Regions from separate parts of the Mus musculus genome. Here all the other regions are linked to region 3. Evidence: chromatin contacts called from ENCODE Hi-C data. All regions are on one chromosome and are shown on one strand. Each heading gives the region's core, a stretch centred on a gene start or an enhancer-like site at or near the end of the contact. The rest is flanking DNA. Distances are from core to core; before and after follow the strand shown. Region 1 holds the start of Bmi1 (Bmi1 polycomb ring finger oncogene). Region 2 holds the start of Fbh1 (F-box DNA helicase 1). Region 3 holds the start of Arl5b (ADP-ribosylation factor-like 5B).

What was found. A loop is a pair of places that touch in the nucleus more often than their neighbours do.
Region 1: a map of gastrocnemius shows a loop between it and region 3 (6-fold over the local background). The contact joins the promoter of Bmi1 here to the promoter of Arl5b in region 3. A Hi-C loop is called at or near these places in 4 of 37 maps with a recorded cell type or tissue (adrenal gland, gastrocnemius, heart and 1 more).
Region 2: a map of left cerebral cortex shows a loop between it and region 3 (14-fold over the local background). The contact joins the promoter of Fbh1 here to the promoter of Arl5b in region 3. A Hi-C loop is called at or near these places in 3 of 37 maps with a recorded cell type or tissue (heart and left cerebral cortex).

Annotation. Positions count from the first base shown.
Region 1 is chr2:18,675,083-18,678,662 of GRCm38, reverse strand. Bmi1 (Bmi1 polycomb ring finger oncogene) reads right to left here and starts at 1,645. Exons shown (of 10, transcript NM_007552.4): 1 at 1,194-1,645. It overlaps Commd3 (COMM domain containing 3), which reads right to left. Exons shown (of 8, transcript NM_147778.4): 8 at 2,432-2,796. The coding sequence ends at 2,737.
Region 2 is chr2:11,775,372-11,778,965 of GRCm38, reverse strand. Fbh1 (F-box DNA helicase 1) reads left to right here and starts at 1,381. Exons shown (of 21, transcript NM_015792.2): 1 at 1,381-1,534. The coding sequence starts at 1,534. It overlaps Ankrd16 (ankyrin repeat domain 16), which reads right to left and starts at 1,213. Exons shown (of 7, transcript NM_177268.4): 1 at 64-1,213. The coding sequence starts at 377.
Region 3 is chr2:15,052,645-15,056,614 of GRCm38, reverse strand. Arl5b (ADP-ribosylation factor-like 5B) reads right to left here and starts at 1,295. Exons shown (of 6, transcript NM_029466.5): 1 at 1,041-1,295. The coding sequence starts at 1,086. It also overlaps a transcript of Nsun6 not described here.

The DNA of each region.
Region 1 (3,580 bases), core at 396-2,895, 3.6 Mb before region 3:
ACTTTAAAGCGAAGGGGTTAATGCTCAATTCTCTTTCAGATATTGAACCGTGACCACTAAGCCCACTAAATCCTTTTATTGCAATTGGGAATGATCAAAGTCTCTCTCCTTGTTTATTTCCAATTATTAACTGTAAAGCTCTGGGGAAACGATCATGCTCCAGCGCTGTCAAGTCCAAATGACTACGTAAACATAAGCAATCAACGCGTTAGTGCTCCTTCTCCGAAGCATCCATCCCCTTACTTCATGACCTATTCTGACATTTAGCAAAATCTATAAAATGCAATGGACCTAAGTCTCAGCTCATCCCACAGCAAAGGGGAAAGTTGTAGTGTCTTCGAGAGAAAAGAAGAAAAAAGGAGGGGTGAGAGTGGAGAGAGAAAGGGCGCTCAGCAAGGCTAACGTACAGTCACCGGCTTCACTCCAAAACAAAGCTCAAATTTTAAATGCCCACCTCCTTGAGAGCTCGCCCCAAGTACGTATGGAACCCCTGTCCTCGACTCCCAACAAATACCACCTTGAAAACTTTACCCTTTCCAACACAAATGCACAAGACCTTGGAAACAACTGGGAACCGCCATCTTACCAGCCATCCAATTTCACACAAGTGTCCCTCCAACTTAAGTTAATAACATTTTTGTCGGGGCTCCCCCCAGCCTAACACCCACCTCGTCGGGATCGCTGTTCCCCACAGTACCCATCCCTATAAAATGGGGGCGTTCCCTGGAGGTTCAAAGACCTCCAGAGCCCTTTCTTCGGGAGAGGAGGGAAGCCACTGGACCCAGGCAGCGCCCGATCTCGGGATCCCGTCCCCGTTTCAGCAAAGTCTACCTCTCAACAAAGGGCGCAGCGGCCGCGGGAGCCGCGCAGGCTGGAGACACAAGTGCCGCTCTCGGGGACCATGTGCGGCGCGAGGGTGCCGAGGGGCGCTCGGGGGAGCGGGGAACTAAAACGTGGGGCGGCGCGGCGCGGCCGGGCGCGGGCGGCGGCCGGAGCGGCTGGAGCGCGGTCAGGCGGCGCTGGTGCGGGCTGCGGGGCGTCCGGCGCCGCGGGAGGCGGCGGGCGCGCGGGCGCGGGCGCGGGGCGCGGGCCGGTTGCCCACGCTGTCAGCGCCTCCGCCCCCCCCCCTCCACGCCGCCCCGACCCCCACCAGTCCCCGGCCACGGCCCGTCGGCGCCTCGCCTCCTACGTACCCGGAAAGAGCGGCCGGCGCGAGGCGATCTGAGCGGGCGGAAAAGACAATGAAAGTTAAAAGTCGTTCAGCATAAAATGAATGCGAGCCAAGCGGCCATCTTGGAGCGAGCCGCCGCCGCCGCTGTCAATGGGCACCGAGCGCGGCCGAGAGCAGCCACGGCCGCCGCGCTCCGCTCATGCCGCTCCCCCGCCGGCCTCCTGCTCGCGCGCTGCGGCCTCCTCCTCCCGCGCGGCCTCCTCCGCCTCCGCGCGGCCTCCGCCGCCGCCTCCTCGGGGCCTCTCCTCCTCCTCGGCGCAGCCGCCGCCTCCCGGCCGCGCTCGGGGGAGGGCGCGCAGAGGGGCCGAGCCGTATTATTCTGCGGGGCCGGGAGGTGTTGCTAAGCCTGCGCGGGGCTCCCTCGCCAACCTCCCCATTGTCTCTCCCGATCTCTGCCTTTAATACTACGATTATGATTTCAGACTCGCGTGGGGGAGGCGGGCTGGCGGGCGGGCGGGGGGCGCCGAGTGTGCTTGCGGGCCGGGTGGCGGGGGAGGGGAGGGAGGACCAGGAGGGGGAGGGGAGGGTGGAAAAAAATGCACGGCTGAAGGCAGAGTGGAAACTGACACCGGCTCCAAAATGGCTCGGAGTCCGCCCGCCCCCTCCCCCGCCCCCCGCCGGGTCACGTGCTCCCCTCATTCCTTAAGGGCGGCCTGGGAATTAGTGTCGGTGTAGTCGGGCCCGTGGCCGCCCCCTCCCCTCGCAGCGCGCCGCGAGCCGCGCGCCCAGCCCCCTCCCCTCCCCGCGCAGCGCGCCGGGGCCGCGACGGAGGCATTTCTCCACAGCGCCACACGCCGCTCTCCCGGCGCGGCCCGCTCGGCCCCGCACGCCGCCCCGCCCCCCACCATGTCTCCTGCTTCTGGCGCACACGTCCGCGGGGCCCGCCGCCGGGGGCGCCCGGCCGCTGCCCCGGCTCGGCCCTGCCGAACCTGCGCCGGATCGGGCCCGCGGAAACAACAGCGGCCGCCCCGCCCGCTGGCGGCCGGGAAGAGGCGCGCGCGGGCAGCGGCCGGGCTGGCTCCGCTCGCGGGGTCGGGCGGGCCGGGCGCAGGTAACGGGCGGGCCGGGCAGCGAGCACGGCCCGGCCGCACACCTTTCCCGAAACACTTAACCTGGGGCAAGGCAGGCGTCCGAGCCCACGCAGGGCAGATGTGCTTGGCACACTCAGTCGTCAAAGTCACACACAAACTCCAAACAGAATGCCGCCCTTCTTGTGGGAATACCACCGTATTTATTCAGGGTACGATACTTTAATAGGGCTTGAAGACGCTCAAGATAGAAGGAACGCAAGAGTAATACTGAAAATCCAGATGCTTAAGAGTCTCCCTCTTAACCATTTCACATGTGTAAAAAAAGTGTCAAAATTGATGGTTGGCATCACTTCAAAAGGGTGCTAGCTCTTTTTCCACTGAAAATGACATCCAGCTCGCGCGAACGATGGTCCAGCAGGAGACAAGGCGCGTCTGGTTTTCCTCTAGGCTCCTGGGGTCATCAGCCTCCCCAAATTACAACTGAGTTGCTCTTTCCAGGCTTTTTGAAGCATCCTTAAGTTTCCCCACCAAGTCCTAAAAGATGTACAATCATGTCACAACTTGGGCATACAAGTGAGGAAGCAGCAACTCTGAAGCAGCTGCAAGAACACAGTCGGAAGGAAGAACACCTAAGGAGTCCACGGGAGCTCAACAGCTCGCAAAGCCCTTTGGAAAAGAAGCGCTTCTTCTGCTGGATCTGGTCCTCCAATCAGGTATTCAAGTTCTAGTTAAAAGGGAATTTCTAACAGAATTTTTGCAGGCTGAGAATATCTAAATTATCTCTCAACTTCTCTAAGGAAGGTTATGATTCACACACATTTTCTGTTTAAAGTTTCGCTAATATTTACTCTAAAGTGACTACAGATGTCTTTGGAACATTTAATTTCATTCAAATTTTCAGGAATGATCTTCATTTTATTTAATTGGTAAGAAATTCGTTAGCATATCCATCAATCAACGAAGACTTTAATTTCTTCAGTTTTACACTGAAAATATTAACAGTTTTAAGAACTTGTGTGAACTTTCCCTTTATAGGGTAATTTAAAACTCCTGCTTAAAACTTTGGAAGTTTAATTTGTGAAAGGCATTCTCCAATCTCTTACTTTTGCTCAGTTTTATGAGTCAGATGCATGATGGAATGAAAGAAAGTGTGCTGAACTCAAACTTTAAAGTTATTTTTCAATTAGGGGCACCAGTAAATGCAGGCTACTGGGGATGTTACTATGTTACTTTTAAAAGTGAAATCTATGTTAAATTTCTGCTTTCCATTCTCTCTTTGCCATTAAAACCTAAACCAACCTTCATTACCTGATGCTGG
Region 2 (3,594 bases), core at 132-2,631, 3.3 Mb after region 3:
AAAATCTGCGATTCTTCAGGGAGTGTCGATATAGCTTTTCTGGACCGTGGGTTGGGCACCTACCAGTCCGCCTTCTTCAAGGAGTCCACGACTGCACCTCGGCCCAGGAGGTAGCGCACGCAGTCCCGGTGGCCCATAGAGGCAGCTTCGTGCAGAGGCCGCTTGTAGTCTCGGTTGGTAGCCTCGATGTCCATACTCCAAGCCTCCACTAGGTACGCTAGGATATCCTGGCGTCCGTGGCGTGCTGCACAGTGGAGAAGGGTGTCTCCGGCTGGCCCCCGGCAACCTCTAGCTACCGCCAGTTCCTCCTGAAGGTCACGCAGTCGGCCCTCTTGCACCAGCCTGCAGAGGCGCCGCGGATCCCCAGGCAGAGCCATCGCCCTGGACCAGGATGGACAAAAGTAGGAGGAAGACCCAGGTTCAGTCTTAGAGCAGATCTGTGCTATGATAGGTTGGGAGGTGAGAGAAGGCTGGCGCTTCCGCTTCCGCTTCCTCCACGTGACCCTTTTCCCCGACTCTCGGCACCGCCCCCTGCCCGCCCCCAGCCAGATTCTCTCCGCTAGCGTCTTTAATGCTTCTTGCCCTGGTTTGGAAGTCACAGTCTCCAAATGTAGAATGGTGTCCCCTCAGGCGACAACATGCACACTCGTAGGTCATTCTGGTTACCGCGCATCACACACGCGTACTCGTCAGGGTGGGGCCTCGGGCTCCCAGGGCTTGGGGTAAGGCTGTGTGCACCTGACATCCTGGAGCTGTCCCTTGCACCCGAGTGAACTGGGAACGGAAGACCTATCAGAATGGAGGGTGCCAGTGTACCGCGAAGTCCTGCACGCGGGACTTCTGGCCTCGCATCCCAGATGTGGTCTGCTCTCCACCGGACAGCTTCTGGGAATGTTTGCTGGGCTGCTCCGGTGGTAGCTGCACAGGCAGTCGAGAGCACGCTGCCCACCACCCTGGAACCTAGCTGGCCCACCCCTGGCCTGAGGATGTCTGCCGGACTGACAGCCGCATCCTTCGGCTGACCAGGCTCACAACAGCAAGGGTTTCTGGGGCCTCTCAGAGCTGGAACGGTGTCCTTGTGCTCCGCCCGATCCTCACCCAATCCGCAGCCGACCCCAGCCCCCTCCCCGCCCGCTGCTGTCTCCTGGGCCCCCGCGGGGACCCAGGGAGCTCTAAGGAACTCTGGGAAAGTTTCCTTCGCCTCCTCCGCGGTGGCGAAAGCACAGACGGGGCGTGGCTCTCAAGACACTGAGCCACGCCCCCTCCCGCTTCGCGTACGGATTGGTTCCAGAGTCTGTCCGTCCGCGTGACCCTTCCAGTTCGGAGTGCTTCGATTGGTTCACGGGCCTGTCCGTCGTCTCCGGTGGGAGGGTGCGTCTTGGCAGCGAAGAGGCGGAGCTCGCGGAGGAAGTCTGCAGTCGTCTGTGCTCGCTGTCTGGGCCGAAGGAGGGGCTTGCTGGTCGGGGAAAGGCTGAATGTCCGGCGGCATCGCCTGGGTGGTGTCGCCGCCGGGGTCCTGGGCCGGGCCGCCATAGTGCGTGAGACCGTGGACTTGGCGTGGGGTGCGAGCCGGGAAAACTTCCTATTGTGGGGTCTCCCGCGCAGGGGTCTTGGCCTCGGGGGTGGGGCCCTAGCTGAGGGTGGGCGTAGGAGCTGGCCGCGCCCGCGGTGGTCAGGAGTGGGCCTGCAGAAGGAGGTCGGATGCTCTCTGCAGACCCGCATCCCTTGGCCGCTCCCTGAGGCTCCGGAAGGGGCAGCACCTGAGAAGACAGATCCTCTGCCGCTGGCAAGCCTGGCTTGTCTCCACTGTAATGTTTTTGACCTTGGGCGAGTCATTGTATGCAGCTCCTGACGTTGGTGTTCGCCTTGGTAGTCTCCCACCCCCTCACCTGAACAGGTGATGGTGGTTAAGGGGACGCGAGAAGGCCTGGGGGGCTTTTGGAGGGTTCTTTGAGACCCGAGCCCGCTTTGTTGGCTTCCTTTCGAGGAACTAGACATTTAACCTAATGGTGTTTCCGTTTGGGAAGTAAAATGGAAGTCGCTCCTGCCAGGTTTAAAACAATTTCTTTGCATTTGGCAGTACATTCTGGTTCACTAAGCGCCTGACATTGTCTATTCCATAAACAGCCCATAGGTAGCATTCAGGTTTTAGAGACGAGGAAGGACGTCAAGGCCAAATGAAGTTAGTGATTTTTGCCACGTATTGGAAAGTTGAGGCATCTGATAGTTTCAAACTTTTTGCTACTTTGCATGGTTTTAAATCTCAACGTTTGGGAGACTGAAGCAAGAGGACCTTGAGTTCGAGGTTCGAGGCTAGTCTGGGCTGCCTACTCCTTCCTTACAAATGATTTCACGTGGTCTTGCCTTATCTCTCTTAAGTTTCTGGTCCTTTAAACAAAACCGAGAATCCTGGTTTATAAAAAGATGAAATTGGTTATTTAATTGGTATTCTAAATTAGATTCTGCCTCTCCTCTGCTCTATGAATTTCCTTTGCTCTGTGTTTTCCTTTGGGAAACTAGATATTTTTGGTGAATCTGCCTCCATAGCCCTGGTGATTTTTCTGGAGAGCGGTGGGTATTTATGCTTTAAGTTTATGAGTAGGGCTAGTACTTCTCTCTCTGTCTGGTTGAGCTGCCCATTTCTTCAGTGAAGGTCTTTGGAGGCCTTCAATTCCCTTGTAACTAACTGTCAATGGAATTGGGATATTCGATCTGACTTTTGCTGTGTTTCATGGATCTTTGGTACTTAGATGTCGTTGAGGGATCAAGGGATCAGTCCTTTAACATGTTTCCTGGTTTATGAATACATAAAAGTATTTGAATTCTAATTTCAAATGTGTTACTGTCGCATACACACACACACACACACACACACACGCCCATCTTATATTTCTCTGTTCCCCCAGGCTGACTTTAGTTTAGAAAAATTTAGATTTTTTCTTTGCTGTTCTGGTTTTGACAAAACTTGTAGAAATTATCACCAAAGCCAGCTCTTACATTGTCAATAGTTATTCGCATGCTCTTTGAAGACTTTTGATGTTTCATAGAACTCGAGGGAGCTTTAACTGGGTGTTCTACAGAACCTCTTAAAATAATCTGGACATGATGGCACACAGTTGATCAGCCTAGCATTTAGTTGGCCTAAGACCCTACTTCAGCAAAACAAAGCAGACCAACCACCAATCAAAACAACAACCAAACCACAAGAAGAAACCCTGAAAATTATTTTTAAAATGGAAACTTTAGGCCTTTCAGTGTATGAAAAATTATTAGAGCAGCCATTTCTTCCTTTGCTTTTTAACATAGCTAAAATCAGCTCCCTTAATGTTACACAAGCAGAGTCAGTTGTCCTCCATTTTCCTCTTGGTCTTCACACCTTGTTGATACTCACCTGTCCTTGCTACCCAACTTCTGTTCTCCGGCCTTCTCCAACTCTTGCCCAGCTGGTACCATGACTTTCTGACTTATTTTGCTGACAATCTCCATGCCTAGCTACCCTTGGCTGTGTAATGGCCTTGCTTTTAAAAACAGCACGTTACTCTGAATTGCCTATGCAATGAGTAAAGGACAGTGTCTTTAGCAGTATGTAAGAGG
Region 3 (3,970 bases), core at 46-2,545:
TTGTTCTTGACATAGTACTTTTACAATCATTAGAAAATGTTAAGTTGCTGAAAAATAGTGCATGACATTACTGAGAAACATCGCCGGGAGCTTCAGTTTGGACACTCCAAAGTCACTTAAAAGGGAGTATTTATCTGTGGTACTTGCATACACACACATGTGCCAGTGTGCTTGCATGTATTCATAAGCTTGAAAGGGGCTTTTTAAAAATCAGCGTTCAGAACAAGTGAATTAATGCCATTCAAAATGATTTCACGGTTTAAATCCACAAAACAAAGGACCTTAATAATGGCAAAGACTTGGTACCTTCATAAAAACAAAAGTAGTTTATAAATCATGCCCTACAAAATGAAACAAATGGGAACAAAATTTGGTCTTAATACTCAGAAACCATTCTGTTACAAGAAAGACGAAGACTTTATCATTGGACCCCTTTCTGTCTAGTAGTGACTCTTCTCAAGACAGCATTGCTTATTCTGCCTCGGAACAGGTTTTACAACTTCTAGGTAATTCATGACCTGTTCTAGAATAATTACGGCCACGTAACATCTTACACATAACCGAGAGCATTTAGATTTTTTTTTTCACGCCTACGGGGAGGAGGGGAAGCTGTGTGTATGTGTAAAAATTTCAGAAACCCGTGCACCTGAATACTCACTCATTCTAAGTCTTGACGAACAGAAATCAGAGCCAAGTCAGACAACGTGAAGGTGCATTGGCATAGACAAGAGGAAGGTAAACAGTGCAAAACTCCTGTTTCGTGTTAAACAAACGGAAAGTTTTGGGTTCTCGGGGAGACACTTTCTTGGGGCTAATCAGACCTAAAAGATGGTTCGCTGAGACCGGAAAGGCCCGCAAACAGATTGCAGGAATATGTTTTCACCTTGGTTGGCTAAAAGCTGCACACGCGTGGGATTCCTGGCCATCGGGTGCGTCCCCTGCCCGGGCTCCGGGTCCCCAGATCCGAGTTCTACCCCGAACCCTATCCAGATCTCAATCTGGACTTGCCAGCGCCGCGTCCACCCTCCCGCCGGCCTCACCTTGGTTACAAAAAAGGCTCCACAGTTTAGCGAAGATCAGCCCCATCATGAGCCCCGGACGGGACAGACTTCCTGGGCAGCACTCGGCGGCAGGTGCCGCGGCGCCCGCGGTGGAACCGAGGGGAAGCCGATCCGGAGCCGCGGAGCCTCAAGAGTCCAGCGAAGCTTTGGTCCTCCGCGGAGCCGGGAACCGCCGCAGACTCCTTTGTTCGCAGCGCGCTGAGCCCAGCCCCGACCCGTAGTCGCTCGGTCTGCGCCCACCTACCCTGCACAGCCTGGGCTGGCCACGAGCCCCGCCCCCGCCCCGCCTCCCCACCTACGCCCGGGACCACCCATCGCCGGAAGGTCGGCACGTGACGTCGGCGCGCTGACGTCAGCGGGCGCCTGGGACGTGGCGGGTCCTCCCTGTACACTTCCGGTGTGCGGATGGTGGGCGGGCTTGGCGTCTGCGGAGGCGGGGTGTGGCCGATCTGGGGATTTCCTCGGCGCGCGCTCCCTCTCCTGCCACTCTGAAGAAACGCGGACTGAGGTCCAGAGCAGCGGTCATCCCCGAGGCCTGGCCACCGCGTCCCTCGCTGCTGACCGCCTGAGGAACCTCAGCTGGCGCGGTCCTCTGACTGAAGCGGAGGAGTGGGTTTCCGTTCCTGTCCCAGTGTTGGGATTCTAGCGTGATTCTTAATTCTGAATGGAATTGATAGGGACGTGCGTGCTGGAATGCCTGTAGCCAGGGTCCAGTTAAGTTTCTAAAATCAAAGTGCCATCAGTTTGGCCAAGCGTTAGGTGTGGTAGTTAATCTCAAAATCCTTACCAGTTGAAACTGGAAACTTCATAGGCCAGACTAGTCCTTGAGGCCACCTGGCGGGCCCCACATAACCAGAGAAGAAGCCTGCCAGCCTGACCTTGTAACAAGGTAAACTGTCCCATGACCTATTCCAAATAAAACAAATGAGTATAGCTTAAGATGCCCTGCTAGTGGCCGGGCGTGGTGGCGCACACCTTTAATCCCAGCACTCGGGAGGCAGAAGCACGCGGATTTCTTGAATTCAAGGCCAGCCTGTTCTACAGAGTGAGTTCCAGGACAGCCAGGGCTACACAGAGAAACCCTGTCTCGAAAAACAAAACAAACAAAAAAAAGATGCCCTGCTAGTGCTACACTTCAAAGGACAGTGAAGACTTGAAAACTCGGGTACAAGATCACAACAACTTCTTGATACTAAACCATAGCTCCAGCCTCTCCTACAGAGGAAAAGTTGTACTGATCCTGTTCAAACATAGCTTTAATGATCATCCGTTGGACTACAAATTTGAATGAGTTTGTGGTTGCGCAAACTTATCATTTCTACTTTTGGCCTCATTATTAAAAAGCCGACTTAAGATTCTCTAACGCCCTTTTCAGGTTAGAATTTAGAAATTTGAAAGTTTTGCTAACCTGAAGGAAAAGAAACTTACTCTGACTGAAACAAATGATAGATGCTCACAAATACAGTTGAATATTGCCTAAACTAATAAATGCTGATGCATGTACTGATGTTAGGAAAAAATGGAACTTGTTTATACTGTACATGTGTATTGACTATATATGTATGTATATATATAATACATTATATATACATATATATGTAATGCTTGTCAGAAATGTAATGAAAATAGAAAAATCTGAGCATAAGCGTCTTAAATGTAGCTCAAAAACTAAATACTTTTTCTTTAAATATCCCTTTAAGGTTTTGTTGAGACTAATTTCAGTGTTGCCTTTGGTATACAAGAGGTAATATTGATGTGTATCATGGTGCCACTTGAAAATGAATATAGTTTGAGTTCATGAGATAAGAATAACTTCGTGAAAATATTATGAAATGACAACTTTCAGTGAAGTAGAATCCCATTAAAATGTCTCCAACAAAATATAAGTACTAAATTAGTATAAAATAAACTGAAGTTTCAAGGAAGTAAAATGTTAACTTACAAGGCCTAAAAAAAGGAAAATTATATAGATTAGGAGGAACCAATGTAAACTGACCAGGTGATACTTGGAAAAACTTGATATATTTGGCATTGAGTTCAACTTATTAATCAGTTAAGTTAGATCAGTTTGTACAGGCCTTGAAAAAAAGAGAGTTCAAGAAACTGTGTGTTCTGCCAGCTCAGGAAAAAAAGCCACTCTTCAAAAACATCAAACATTTTCATGTCAATTACAATTTTAATCCAGTTTGCTGATTTCCAGATGAACCAGGGTTGATTGAGTGCCCATACGGAAGTTCTTTTCTGCCATATGGTCGAAGAAATCAATATAATTTCATTCAGGAATATCCTATTAGACACTTTTAGATGCTGTAGATGATTAATTGTTGAAAACAATTTAATATCATTCTTGAAAGTAGAAAAGAATGTATTGATAAATTTCTGATGAAGTTGTTTTAAAATTCACAGAGGTTACACAATACCTTGAGCTTCATAATTTTTGCTAGACCAAAATATCTTTAAGTTTATGACTCTGCTCATATGTGAGCAGTGTGGCTTTTTTCTCTCCTCTGTACTTCTGGGATCACCATAGCAAGCCTCCCCAGAGTTTTCTCCAGTGAGTCTCCCAACAGGTGCTTGGAAGCTGTCACCTTGTGCTTATCATTTGGAGACATGCTTACTGTCTTCCTGGATCCAGGAAAGGCACAGTGGTTTGTAAAATACCCTTTGTAGGATGGTTTTGAAGCTGACCCATTTTGTGCGATGCTCATGGTCCTCTCCTCTTTATAAACAATGTACCCTGCCTTTTGTTACAATCTTGTACTTAGGGCGAGGCCTATTACACATTTATATAACCTCCCATTAAAAACCCGGAAATCTGCACTCCTCCCTTACATAGACGAGTTAACTCCTGATCTGTTTGAATTTGGGTCACTTAGTTCTTCCTTGCAGAGTGAAGACTCTTGACAACC